Linked DNA regions of Mus musculus: region 1 is linked to region 2. The links are chromatin contacts, found by Hi-C or POLR2A ChIA-PET in ENCODE. All regions are on one chromosome and are shown on one strand. The core of a region is the stretch at or near the end of the contact, and the rest is flanking DNA. Distances in the headings are between cores, read along the strand shown. Region 1 holds the start of Qsox2 (quiescin Q6 sulfhydryl oxidase 2). Region 2 holds the start of Ubac1 (ubiquitin associated domain containing 1).

The links. Hi-C counts contacts between places; a loop is a spot of excess contacts on that map. ChIA-PET counts read pairs that join two places held with the same protein, here RNA polymerase II (POLR2A).
Region 1: a map of gastrocnemius shows a loop between it and region 2 (2.9-fold over the local background). The contact joins the promoter of Qsox2 here to the promoter of Ubac1 in region 2. A Hi-C loop is called at or near these places in 1 of 37 maps with a recorded cell type or tissue (gastrocnemius). POLR2A ChIA-PET finds 5 or more read pairs at or near these places in 1 of 5 experiments (embryonic stem cell).

Annotation. Positions count from the first base shown.
Region 1 is chr2:26,232,256-26,239,814 of GRCm38, forward strand. Qsox2 (quiescin Q6 sulfhydryl oxidase 2) reads right to left here and starts at 5,144. Exons shown (of 12, transcript NM_001302956.1): 1 at 4,788-5,144. The coding sequence starts at 5,097.
Region 2 is chr2:26,017,207-26,024,478 of GRCm38, forward strand. It overlaps Ubac1 (ubiquitin associated domain containing 1), which reads right to left and starts at 4,554. Exons shown (of 10, transcript NM_133835.2): 1 at 4,191-4,554. The coding sequence starts at 4,328.

The DNA.
Region 1 (7,559 bases), core at 3,894-6,393, 220 kb after region 2:
TGTCACCCTCAGCTCCAAGTGCCTCGTACAAGTATGGTGGAGACACCACTGGCTCTCCTCCTTCAGCCTCACAGCAGTCATTTCACAGGTAGAGCCTGCCCTCTGATCCCATATGAGGCACCTGCTGGCTTGAGAAGGAGAGAGCCTGGCTTGTCCACAGTGTCTCAGCAGTCTGAGGCCTCCACAAGGTGGTAGAAAGAGAACATTGCTGCAGCTCTGTCAGGAGCAGTGGGGGTGCACAGAGCGTGCCCTTTTCAGATATATTTGTTAACAAGGTCATTTACCACTGATGGAATCCTGACCACGAGTTTTCCCTGTAGCATCAAAATATAATTTCCAAAAATTAAAAGCAGATTCTCAGGTCTGGAGAGATGGCTCAGCAGTTAAGATTATTCTAGTGCCGGGCAGTGGTGGCTCACACCTTTAATCCCAGGACTTGGGAGACAGAGGCAGGCAGATTTCTGAGTTCAAGGCCAGCCTGGTCTACAGAGTGAGTTCCAGAAAACAAACACACACACACACACACACACACACACACACACACACACACACACAAAGCAGACTCTCACGGAGGGAACCCATGTCATCAAGGAACACTGGAGGGACAGAACGTGAGTCCTCCAGGGACAGGAGGTAGCTAGGACAGAGTTCTCTCAGTGCCAGCCCACCCCACCTCTACTGAGTGGGTACCGGGAGCAGTTCATACAACCTTAGCTAGGGCTAGTGAGAAATTACTGAGAAATGACCATCAGCCTCTGTGCAGTGCTAACCAGGGTGAGATCACAGGACCTGAGGCCCCCTGTGGCCGAGGAGGAAAACAGCTGAAAGGGGAAAGCTGGCCAGGCTGGGAACACCGTCATACCCTGGGCTGAAAAGCCGTGGGCCACAAAAGCCTCCTGGTACGGATCCTTCCTCATTCTGGCTTTAGGCAAACTTTGGCCTAAATCTATCTATACAGTTGGGTGAGGCAGTGCACACCTGTAACCCCAACATCAAAAAGCAAACGCAAAAGGATTCCAGCTTTGAAGACAAGACTGGGCTACACGGCAAATCCTTTCTCCCTCTCCTTGCTGAAATGTGCAAAGGCTCCTGAAGGGTAAGCACCCATCCTGCAGTGGCCTGCAGAGCCCCTGAGCTGACCGGAGGAGACACTACTCTCTTCCACTGCCCTGGCTATGGGAACCAGCGACCCCACGGTTCTCTAAGCAGTCCTTACTTTTTATACCCTTGTGTTAAGAGTTACTTTGGGGGGCTGGAGAGGTGGCTCAGCGGGTAAGAGCACTGACTGCTCTTCCCGAAGGTCCTGAGTTCAATTCCCAGCAACCACATGGTGGCTCACAACCACCCGTGATGAGGTCTGACGCCCTCTTCTGGTGCATCTGAAGACAGCTACGGTGTACTTACATATAATAATAAATAAATAAATCTTAAAAAAAAAAAAAAGAGTTACTTTGGTTCTGCCATCTGTAGTTTCCAGGACTCTGGACTCTACCATACTCCTCAGCAACTGCTGTCCCCAGTGTCCCTCTGCCTGTTCTCATGGATAATGAGCACTCTGCAAATACTAAGCAGCCATCTTCAATAGCCTGTGCAAGCAGAAGGCACCGGGCGCCATGGGAAGGAGGAACAGAGGGGAGGCATGAAGGCCTCACTACCGCTGGCAGCAGTGACAGAGCACTCACCTGTGTTTCTGCCTGTGGATAACACACTCTGTGCCTAGCCACCTGTCCAACATCTCCTACTCTCAATTCGCAATGTCCTCTAGAGGGACACAGGAAGTGAGCCAAAGGGGCTCTGGAATCACGTGGCCTGTCTGTCACCTGGTACCATTATTTGCAATATCAGAGACTAAACACCTCCTTGCCAGACAGCTCTGGACACATTCTAGATGCTGTGGTGAGTACCTGCCAGGTCTCCTTTCAAGTCCTTCACCAACAACTTTAGGGGCAACCACAGATGTGTTCTCTCTCCACGGAGGACTGAAGGGGAGAGAAAGAGCCCCGAGGTCACCAAGAGCTTAGGGGCACAGGCTTCAGGGCACACTCCTGTTCTCCTAGGTCTCTACAGAAATCCTTCAGTGCCCAGGAGAATAAGTGCAGGTGTCAACTGCCAACTCAGATTGTGCTAAACATGACAGTTTGAGATAACAGATTTCAACAGAGCAGGGTTTGTTCTGGGAAATACTTAAGATAAGAAAGGCCCAAGCCAGAGCCACATAAATATGAGAATGGCCTTTGGATCCACTGAACAGTAGATCTTTTGTTAGCCTATCTGTCATAAGGAAAACCGCTATTTCCCCGCAAAGTCAGAGAAGAGAAAAAAACTTCACCATACGTTTTTGAGGAAGTGGCAGGTGTCCTCAACCTAAGACACAAGATTGAGGACGCCCTCCCTCCAGACACAAGCTGGGGACCCCCACCCCCACCCCAACCCCCACGACCTTTTCCAGCTGCTCATTCAATTAGAAAAGATTGAGGAGCAGGAAGACAAGCATAAAGTACCTTCTAGCTAATTGTCAACCATGGCAACACAGCCAGTCCAACCAGAGACTAGGGTCGGGACTAGGAGAAGCCACTAGGTGCTATTTCATGGAGGCAGGAAGAAACTACTGGGGAGGACCCAATACAAGGCCTGCATGTCCAACTCACAGGTGACTGATTACCCCTAAGCACCCTCTGTCCTGTTAGATCACCCAGGCAGGAAGCCAGCAGGAAGCATAGCCAAGTGGAGGCCAGGCAGAAGGTCTAGTGCTTCCCATATTCTACACACAAGTCTACAAGGCAAGGCACGGAAGGTACTGAGGTCACTGTCACAGGAGGACTGGAGTGAGAGTCAGAAGCTTCCTGGGGAAGCTGTCCAACATGACAGGCATCACATGGGATGTCATCACTTCTGTAGGTGTTGTAAGGGATCCTGCAGTTAGGCAGGATCCCTTACAACAGGTGACCAGACACCTCCAGAAGTTAGGATCCACCCAGCAGCCTAGGCTGGGACTGATAACACTAGGGTTAGCACCTACCAAGTCCTCAGGTGACTTGCTTCAGGAGCCTCTGACATCCTGACTCAGGCAGTTCTGCCCTCAACATCCTGCACCCCTCTTCAGGCCCTCACCTGCCCCTGCCAGTCAGCTTTCACTTTCACCACACCTTGCCCCATCTTCTAGGCACCAGTCACTCTTTAAAGACAACTGCAGTTCACTAAGCCAACCACAGCATTAGCTGTGCATTTTTACTGTGGCACTTTTGGAACTGTTCTTCCTTTCAAATTCCGGGGACAACTGCAGCACTCTCTGTTGGTTTGGTTAATAGAAGAGCCAGCTTATAACACGTGATGTGGCTTGTACAAGTTAGCTACCAGATTGAAAGCCAGAACTGATATAAGCAAAAAAGCTGCCAACAAGTCTTGCCAGGGTCACCTGCAGGTCCACCAACAAGCATTAAGAAATGGAAAATCCTCTCCTCTATTGAGTGGCAAAAAATAAAAATAAAACCCCCACAAAAAACCAGTGTATAAACTGTCTTTTCACTGTCTTGTCTCACTTTTGGCTAGTGCTTGTCAAGGACTTAAGGAAACTGAGATGGCTCAAAGTTTAAAAGCACAGACTGCATCAGGGTGTTGTGGGTGCTCGCCTTTAATACCAGCCCTCAGAAGGCAGAAGCAAGCGGATCTTTCTGAGTTCAAGGCCAACCTGGTCTATAGAGTGAGTTCTAGGACAGCCAAGACTACACAGAGAATCCCTGGCTTGAAAAACTATAAATAAAGAGGCAAACAAAGAAAACCCCACACACTGCTCTTTCAGTCTGGAGTGTCATTCCCAGCTCCCTCCACCTCTGATTCCAGCTGCAGGGAATCCAAAACCTCTGCCTTCCAAGGGAAACTGCACTCACCTGCACACACCCACGCCCATGTAATTCAAAACAAATTAAGTATTAAGAAGAAAGAAAAAGAAAACTTACGACCCAAGAGAACAATGTCATTAGATTCTACATAAGGACCAAAGCAGAGGTCAATGGATTCAAGGCCAGCCTGGACAACGTCATGAAACTGTCTCAAAAAAATAAAAAAATATAAGTCAAAGTGCCCCAACAATGAGGAAAGAGAGGGTAAACATTTTAAAATAGTCATCTGCAATTGCGTACTTGGAAAAAGGGCTTCTTTGCAAATCTGTTTAAGAAGAACACAGCAGTGTTCAACATCAGACCTAAAACCAAAGGTGCAGGAAAAAGAGTAACAATTTGTTGTCTTGCCCTGAGAGATCTGTAATTAGAGGTTAGTTCAACAGTTGTAAGCCAGTGAAGCCAAATGTAAGCCAGTGCTGGGAAGGCCACTTAAATTCCATTTACAGGAGCTGCTCCAAGGGGTCTGAGTTCTACAAAGGTGAGTAACTAAACATATATGGGAAGATTTCCTGAAAGCTATGGCTAGTGACCCAGAAGCCCAGCAAGAAGACGCTTTGTAAACTTTCTGCTGTTGCAGAGCAGTCCCCAGAGTGGGTATCTAAGTTTCTCAGCCCAATGCCCACCATATGGTCGGCTACCTAGCAAACGAGGCTGAGGTTTGACAGGAATGGGGACCTTCCTGAGTGGAGAGGGTAGCCTCTGAAATGCAATTGCTGGGTATGGGGAAAGTCAAACTGATCGGGTAGTGGCTAGGATAAGTGGTTGGGGACATGTTGAAGTCGGTGTTCTGAGCTGGCGACCTCAGGAAAGCCATCGGCCCCATCTGTGGGGCTTCGCCCACGTAGCTGTTGCGTCGGAGGAACGTCCACCGGCGCGCGGGGCCCTCACCTCGCACGTCCGCCGCCAGCGCTCGCCAGGTGGGTGCGTAGCCGATGCAGTGGCCGCACCACGACGAGTGGAACTGCACCAGCCACGCGGCTGAGCTGTTGCCCGTGGCCGACCGCACGCTGCCGCTGTCCAGCAACCACACGGCGTCTGAGCCCTCGCGGTAGAGCCGCGCCCCGCCGCCCTCCCGGGGCCCCACTGCCGCCACCACCGCCAGCAGGAAGAGCAGCCGCGGCAGCCGCGCGGCTCGAAGAGACGGTGGCTGCCGCGCATAAGCTCCTGGATCCCGCGCCACAGCCCGGGCGGCAGCCATGTTGGGAGTGCCGCCGGCGCGTTGACCTTTCACCCTGGCAACCGGCGTCACGTGCTTGCGCGCGCCGGTCCCGCCCTAGGCACTAGCCCCGCCCCCGAATCCGCTAATCTTCCCAGGCACTACTCTTCGTTCTCGCCCCGCCCTCGTAATTTGACCCCCCTCCCCAGCACTGGTCATTCCAGGTCCCGCACAGCTCGCTTTTTTGCTCCGCCCCCGAACATTGTTCCCGCCCCAGAATGTAGGCCCCGCCTCATTCCTTAAGTCTGCTCCGCCCCTGTGCTCCTGGCCCCGCCCCTGCCTCTGGTCATTGGCCCTATCCCAATTAAAAAAAACTCTTAAAAATCTTAAAACCCGCAAGCAATTTTCACCTAGTGAAAGTCCTGGGCCTAAGTAGCCAGATTTAGCAAGGGGAAATAGCCCGTGCCATGTTGAATGTTGAGTAAACACCAGGCCAAGATTTTCAGTCTGAAATGCAGATTTAATAGGACAAAAACAGATCGAAAAAATATTTGCTATATGCCTGTATTTCTTATGTAGCATGAATCCTAGATTTTACATGCAACCTATGATTTTACCTGTCAACTTCAAACATCCACGATGATCCCTTGACCTTTTTATAACCCACATGATACAGTAGAACCACCTGGTAAAGTTGGCTGGCTTCCTGCTAAGATGGTAGAAAGGAGAGGTAGACCTGACTCTTCTTTTTTAGACAGGGTTCTAAGGCTGGCATGGAGTTCACTATGTGCCTGAATCTGTCCTCCTGCCTCCCTGGACTGGGATTACACATGTGCACCACCATGTCTGGCTTCTCCAATCACTCAGTCTACTTTCCTATGCTAATGTTCTGCTTTCTCCAAACACTAGAGAGAATATGTAATCTCTTCTACTTCCTGTTTGTCTACCTGATCTCTCACTGTACGGTTTTTCCTACTTCACTCCCTGTCAACTGGTCTCTTGTTCTTCCTCTTGACCTATTTAATATTGTTTACAATAAACCAGGCGTGGTGGCGCATACCTTTAATCCCACCACTTGGGAGGCAGAGGCAGGCAGATTTCTGAGTTCGAGGCCAGCCTGGTCTACAGAGTGAGTTCCAGGACATCCAGGGCTATACAGAGAAACCCTGTCTTGAAAAGCCTATCTATATCTATATCTATATCTATATCTATATCTATATCTATATCTAATCTATACTGTTTACAATAAACAGAAAGCTCATGGATTAAAGGTGTGTGCTAAGGGCTGAGCCACACCACAACTAGAAACCGGTTTTATTCTCAGTAAATAACACAGTCTTGGGGTTTACATTGTGATCAAATATCCTGCAACAGGGAGACATGGTTGGGAGACAAATACAGAGAAGCTATTTGATTTTTAATGGTCACCAGAGGATGAATAAGCAGGACAAGGGACCAGAGAGACTGGTAGGGAAACTGCCTGGGGGTAGGGTGGGGGGAGGCAGTCATGAGAGTAGGACTGGCTTCTTCTTCTTCTTCTTCTTCTTCTTCTTCTTCTTCTTCTTCTTCTTCTTCTTCTTCTTCTTCTTTGTCGTCGTCGTCGTCGTCGTTGTTTAAATTTTGAGACAGAGTTTCTCTGTGTAACCCTGGCTGTCCTGGAACTCACTCTGTAGACCAGGCTGGCCTCGAACTCAGAAATCCGCCTGCCTCTGCCTCCTGAGTGCTGGGATTAAAGGCGTGTGCCACCATGCCCAGCAGGACTGGCTTCTTGACCCTCAGTTTGTATGTGGAAAGGATCTGGACAAGGCCAGCCTGGGATGGGAGAGCTTGATCTTCAGGTCCCAACTCTACACAGAAGGCAAGAAAGTCTGAGGCAGGATGGATAAGGAAACTTCAGGGGATATGAGAGAGTCTGGAGATTGGCTGACGCTTGTCTCTAGCTGATAGTCAAGAATTCCAATGCAGTTAACATTTGCTGACACAGAGACAACATTTTAAAATAAGGATGTTAAAGTAGCAGCAAGCCATGTTTGTGTCTTTTCGATCTAAACCTGCAGGTTTCTAGGAATTTCACAAGGAACTCATTTACAGGAAAAGTAGTTCCTTAAACTCCTTGTGGCCCAAGGTTTTATTTTACCAGATTGTAATTCCATCCAGATGGCTTCAGAACCATCCTATAATCTCACTTATTGGAAAGGGGAAAAGAGGAAGAGGAAGGGAGAGTCCCTTAGATATCTGTTGAGCAAAAAACTCTGATAGCCTCTGAAATCCTATACATGGCTATTTCAAAGCCACTTAGATATGACTCTCCTTTGAGAAGTCAACACCCAGGATTGGGTGTGCCTTATTTTTTCCCTAAGCATCTCTCTATTAACTACTATGCTGAAGTTTTTGTTGCTTTCTTCCTAATGAACTCTGACTTCACTACCATCTGGCCCATCCTGAAATTCTTATCTGTGGCAAAGTCAAGGATCTGGTGTTACCTGGATGGGGATCTTTGAAAG
Region 2 (7,272 bases), core at 3,304-5,803:
TACAGGAGATCAGGTGGCACACGGCTGTGTATATGTCCCCAGGGCCCTAGAACCTAGTGACAACATCTGGTAGAGGAGGTAGAAAGCAAACTATCAGTGCTACCGAGGAAGACAGCCCCTCTGAAAGGACCCAGCAGGTGATCCTGCAGGCACCGACCTCATGACAAGGGACTTCACATACTGAGTAGAGGCTTGTACAATCTCTTCAATCTTTCACCACAGACAGAGGCCTGGCAATCGTAGCTTATGATCTCAGCCAGGCTCCAGCACTCACTCATACAGAATGCAAACGCATCATCTCCAATGACAGAGTCCTGCCTGCCTTTGGGCCACACCTATCATATATCTGATTGCCAAGAAGACAAAGACCAAAAACACACTGCTGGTACCACATGGCACAAATGGGGGATCACTGTGCCTGTGGTTTGTCACCAGGTAAACCCGAGTTTGTACAAGTTTCCATGAGTCCACCACTGCCCAGCATCAGACAACTTTCCCAGGCCCAATACCAAGTCAGCTGCAGCCCCTCCCCAAACTCAGAACAAGGCCAAGGGCTATAACCATTTCTTGCTGCTATGGGTCCCTGTGTTAGATTAAGCATGGAAGAAGTTCAGGAAATCCAGTGAAAGGACTCACTAGTGCTTTCCAAAACCTGAAAGGGACTGACACACAGGCTTGGAGGAGGAAGCTTTGGCCCGCCCCAGAGTGGGCCACTTTGCATATTCAGGACACGGTTCCTGGATGTTCTGGAAGGTATCTTGGGTACCATAATGCACACACTCAACAAAGGGCCTCTGTATATATGGCTGCTAACCAGAGGAGAAGAAAAAACAGAAGCATGCACTTCCCTCTAGACCCTGGAATTTTAGAGTACCAGAATCTTGCATCAGTCTCAGATTGAAACCAGTTTTGAAAAGTGGACCATGACACTCAGACAAAGCTGTTAAGACTAAGGACTTATAAGATAAATCTACCCTACAGCAACCAACTTACTCAACATTGTGATGAAGCAGACAACCTCAACTTTCCTTGAACCTAAAAATGACTCTTTAATAATGTCAATTTGTTTGAATTAAGAAATACCTATGGCATCAATAAGGCACACTGCTGGGTGTCTATGAGGGCTTTCCACAGAGAATTAAATGAGGGGGAAGAAAACCAAGCCTGAATGTGCTAGCCCCATCGAATGGGCTGCTGGAGTTCCAGACTGAATACCCATAAGTCAGTCAACTGAGCAGCAGCACTGCCCTTTCTACTTCCTGATTCAAAGATATGTGAGCAAGCAGCCTCAGGCTCCCCCTGGCAGAGCCACTTGCCACCGTACCCCATCACCAGAAAGAACTGTATCCCTCCAAACCATGAACTAAAATAAACATCCTTTCATTTGCTTTGATGTGGTACCAGGTCATAACAACCAAAACAGTAGAACCCCATTCTGCTTCAAAAACTACTAAGTGGGATGCTTTGAAATTCTAAAATCCCTGGTTAATTCTAGCAGATTTGTCAAGTTCAGAATACAGTATGAAACACAATTAGAACCTACTAACTGTATTCTGAAGCCTGTCAGCAGCACACCGGAACAAGACATGACACAGGTCGTCACACTACACACCACCACAACCCTATCTTCACGTGCACATATCCCAGAGGTGTCTGTCATTAGCTTCTGCTCATATCTAGTACTGTACATCATGGAAAGATAACAGGTCATGGGGGCTGGAGAGATGGCTCAGTGGTTAAGAGCACTGACTGCTCTTCCAGAGGTCCTGAGTTCAATTCCCAGCAACCACATGGTGGCTCACAACCATCTATAATGGGATCCGATGCCCTCTTCTGATGTCTGAAGACAACAACAGTGTACTCATATACATTAAATGAATAAATAAATCTTTAAAAAAAAAGATAACAGGGGCTAACTCTTCACAGGACCTGGGACGGTTTAGGCTTTGAAGGAGAATTCATGTGCTTCATCCAGATGGTACACTACAGAAAAGCTCCTCCACACCACAGCTCCATCACCCCAGACTTCCACTAACCCCCTTTAGAAAAGAGGACTCACTGTGCCCCTTTCCTAGATACCGGCAGTGGAAGCTGGGCAATAGCATGGTGAAGTCACTTTGGGTAAAACAAAAAGGGGGAGGCAAAAACCAAATCTATTTCCTTAAGAATTTAAATAACAAGCCTCTCCTTGATACAGCTGTAAATTCCCAGGAGTGCTGTGGGAGAAAAAATTTTTTAAAAAACTCTATCATACCCCTCTGGAAGAGAGGAAAGAAGAAAAAATAATAGTGATAACAACCCCAGTAACCAGGGTGCACAGGACAATAAAGAACATGGAAGTCAGGTCAGGATAAAGTATCTTGTGCATGACAGGTTTACAGTCAGGTACAACGAGAAGATCATCTTTTCTAATAAATGCAGTGTGACTCCTAGAGCTGATGGGACCCGGAGGTGGGTCAGTTCTAATGCCTCTGCTCTCCAGCCCTGTGATCTAGAATGCTGTGAAATTCTCCTGCTGCTTCAGCCCTCTGCCCTGGAAAATGTGGAGTAGAATAGTCTCAATTTAAACAAGAATAATGACAAAAATGGTCAAAATGATACAACTCCAATATCAACTGGAATATTAAACATCACAAATAATTAGCATCATATCAAAACCTGCTGCCTAAGCCTAACCATACTGCCCCTAAAATGTATTAGCAAGCATCTGTGAATCATCTCCCTACCCCCTTCATAGAATACTGCCATGCTCATTACGTATATCCACACCACAAGTGAGTTAGGCAAGAGATCACAGCAGTGAAGGTGACATCCCATGCTCATGTGGTTTGAGGCTGACACCTTTCATTCCTTCAATCCTTACACCGACTTTGAAGTTACTCCAAGCTCAGCCCCCGAGGAACTGACCTAGGAGATGACACAGCATAGTACTAGGCCAGCATGGATGCTAGGGAACAGTCTAGATGCCCAAGGAGGCCCCAGTCTTTAAGCTTCTGCTGAGCCTCTGGGTCTTGCTATTGAGAAAATCCACAGGCTCAACACAAGCTTAAAGGTTGGGGACTCCTTGGGCAGTCTAAAATACATTTTGTCCTGTATGTGAGCCTCATTGAGGTGAACCACAGACACTGAGACCCACGGTTACTCAACATCTAATGCACTGCAGAAGAGGGGCTTGAAACAGATCTCTTGGAGCCTGCCTGACATTACACACTGACTACACAAAGGCACACAGATGATAAACTACCCTTTGCAAGCAGCTGCTATAGTAACTTGAAGACTGCCTTTAGAGGAAACACAATGCTGAACTTTAACACAACCTACTGCTGTAGATCCCTAACTTTCCGAAGAGTCCCCTCTAAAAAGCTATCTGGCACTAATCTTGTCTGGCATGGTGCTTCCATAGGCTACCAGTGTCTAACAGACATCTGTTTCATCTTCAACTGGGAGCAGTTAGAGCCAGGAAGGCTTCAAGAACTAATTCCAAGACTTAACTAAAACTAAAAGGCTAACTATAGTACAACGTTCACTGAATGTAAGTAAACTTAACAAATGCCACTTGCTGGCAGGAGACAGTCATCCTGGACCTTCCCACTCAATCAACTGTTGCCCCAATAGAAAGTAGAAGCCAAGGAACTTGTCCCACAGTGACACTATTTTAAGTGACTACTGCTAAGTGTCAAGTCCCGGCCATGGGCTCCTAGCAGCTGGCTCCTCAGGCAAGGAGCCAGTCCTCTTATAATGGGATCTAGTTACTTCCAGCTTCTGGAGGAAACTAAAAGCTCATCCCAACAGCAGGCAAGCCCCAAGGCTAGAAAACCATGATCCCTTGCCTTTGCCTCTCCCAGTCTCTGTTCACTCTCGCCTTCACCTCCCTAGCACGTTGCAGAAATTAAATAAAGCTCGCTCAACAGCGGGGGCCAGATGCTCTTCTCTGAGCACTAGGTTTGTGATTGGAGGAGCGGAAGGCGCTGCCCAGGCCCGGAGGAGCGAAGGCTGGGAGCAGCGGGCTGCACGGCAGGGACTGGGGACCGGTCCAGGAAGAAGCGAAAATCTGGCGTCTAGGTAGAGATAGGAGTGTCGGGGCAACCAGAAGGCTGGGGACTGGGGCGGAGTCTGGGACATAAGTCTAGGTTTCTGGTTTTCAGAACGGAGGCAGAGGTGGAACTGGGTCGTAAGGAGCTCGGCCTTACATGTTTGAGGCAACTCTCCTTGAGCTTCTCCACCGATGTGTCCTCGGTCGCCTCCTCCAGCCACTCGGCGCCGTCGGCTGCGCAGATGTGCAGCCGAAGCACCTTGCCCGCGAAGATCTTCTCCTCCTGCACGAACATCGCGCCGCCGCCCGGGCCTGCACCCGCCGCCCGAACCAGTGAAGGTCACTGAGGCTGGCGGGAGGACCAGGGGCGGGGCCGGGCCGCCGTGCGCTCCTTCGCTGGCCGCCGCCGCCCCGCCCCGGCTCCTGTCAGCTCCGCCGCCCGTCACTGAAGGGGCAGGAGCTGTACCCTTGCTGCCACTGCCCGTGTCGCCGTAGCCGCCCGGAGCGCGCGGTCGCAGCCGCGCCGGAAGTGCGTAATGAGCGCCCGTGGGTATGCCGGGAAATGTGGTTTTTTTTTGGCAGGCATTCTGCTGTTGCCCACCCCACCCCCCGCACCCCCCGCCCGCACCGCGCCGGAAATAGGTAAAGTGCACCAAGGCACGCCGGGAGTTGTCGTTCCCAGGCAGGCTCACGGCCCCCTTACCAAAAATTAATGTGTGAGGTGGGTCAGATGCATACCGGGAGTTGTAGTTCTCCATATACCTCATTCCTTCAGCACCTCCCAGCCTTGTTACCTGATTTGCTGGTCTGTTGGAATTGAAAAGGGCTCCGGAGTCAAGTACACAAGATAATACGTCTGGGTCAGGGCACTAGAAATGTGTCACAGTTGTAAGTGCTTGTATGCCATGCACAAAGCCCTGGGTTTGCTCCTCGGCGCAGCATACGCCTGGCACAGGTTTATAATCCTGAACGTTTAGGCAGAACCAGAAGGTCAAACAGGTCATCCTTGACTACATAATGAGTTCAGAACCACTCTGGAATACAAGCCTGCATAAAACACATACAAATGCGCGTGCGTACACACACACACACACACACACACACACACACACACACACACACACACGCATGCGCGCACACACTCACACATACGGGATGGGGGGCCCTGGCTCGGTGGTTAGGATTACTTTCTACTCTTGCTGAGGATCCTGTGTTTCTCAGAACCCACAATGGTGCTTCAGAATTATCTTGAAGATCAGACACACTGTTGATACATATATGTAAGCACAATACTTACAAAATAAATCTTTTTAAGCTAAAAAAAAACAAATAAAAAATAAATAATATCATAATTATTAGTGATCCAGGAATGGTGGTGTGGAGGTAGGAGGAACAGTTCAAGTTCATAGTCATCTTTGACAAGATCCATGAGCTCTTGCCACAGATCTGTGTCTTGGCAGATGGTACAGAACTAAGCAATAAGGGTTGTGAGGAGTGGGTCTGAGGCCCCTCCAGCTGGTCTTCAAGTTCCCCAGGCCTCTCCCCAACAAACCCCTTGCTCTTTGTCCAAAGCCTAGGCTACTAAGCCCCAGTCTTCAGAGGCCTAATGTCCTCTTTCTCTTGGAAGCCTGTCATGGTGCCACCTAGGGCATAATAAGAATGTTTGCAAGTATTTCCACATAGCCCATTCAGCATCCTACCACTGGATATACTGAAAGAAGTACCCAGAGGGACACGGGACAAGTCCCTTCCATATGCTTGATCTGGCTCTCCAGGATTCCCAAGAGTGAAGTGAGCAGAAGGAATTGTGGAGACAGTGATCTTTGCAATGTGTGTATGAGGTCCCTTTGGAGCTGGAGACAACAGATCCTCTCCTCCAAAACCTCCAGGCTTCTATGTGAACACAGAGATACCCCTCAGAGCACTATGAGGAAGGATAGGCTGCCCAGCCTCCCAGGTCAGCCTTACTACAGAAGCCCGGCAGGCACAGCTCTGTGGGTGCTCATGCAGTATTCAAGGGAGAATGCATCTCCCTCTACTCACCAGCTGGGCTAAGGCAAGGAGCTTGCATGGAGACTCAGCTTCTGCCCATCTGGTGCCATTCTGTACCTTGTCCAGTTTCAGTCTCTGCTTCAGAGAACATGCTGTCCCCTCCCTGCCTGCCTATAGGAAGGCGCGTGCTCGTAGAGTACCTGCTGTTTATGCTGGGGATGCAACGGGGAGGGTTGAGTGAAGTTCCTTGGCTGGCAGATCCTGTTTTCCTGCGATGGGCCAGCCAGACAAGGCTCTGAAGACTCTTTTTTTCTTTTTAAAGATTTATTTATTTATTTATTTATTTATTTTATTTATTTATTATATGTAAGTACACTGTAGCTGTCTTCAGACACTCCAGAAGAGGGCGTCAGATCTCGTTACGGATGGTTTTGAGCCACCATGTGGTTGCTGGGATTTGAACTCAGGACCTTTGGAAGAGCAGTCAGTGCTCTTACCCGCTGAGTCATCTCACCAGCCCGAAGACTCTTAATTAAAGCAACAGAAATTAGTTTTAGCCACCCCAGAGGAAAAAAAGAAATGTACAGAGTGGTCCCTAGGGGCTCTCTCAGAATCTCCACTGGCCAAGAAGACTAGGTAAAAGTCGGAAGTTCATTCAACACAGGGCCCACCTAGGCAAACACAGTACTACCTTCACACTGGATCCCCTAGTCCAGGCCCTACCTCACAAAGCTTGACAAGTAAGATCCAAGCAACCTGTAGCTTGTAACACTACTTACACCCTTAGGGTCACCTTCCTATCTATATGGTTTTCAAGAACAGAACAAGTCAGATGCTCCCAGAGCCAGTCAGCTCTCCATCTCAATTGGTCTGAGTATGACAGGTCCAGGGCCCATCTAGGAACCAGAGAGCCAGTCTTGGCAGATCTGTGGCAAGATGGCTGCCACACCAGGTACTGGTTCCACTCCAGCACCAAGAGTTCACAGGAGGAGGTGGCTGACAGGAACATGGCCCTCCTTCCCATGGCCTCCTACCCTCTGCCCTGGCAAGCACCCTGGGGAAACATGCCCTGTGTAGTGTCATGTACATGTTATGTTGTAATGTAGTACATGTTGTGTTGGCATTAGCTATGGTAGACAAGGTGGGAAGGCTCTCCCTGCAAAAAGGGCATCAGCTCTGATACAAATGCTTCTGCTAGTCATGAACAGGACAGAGTCCCCACACTGCAAATTTTACCAAAAAAGGGG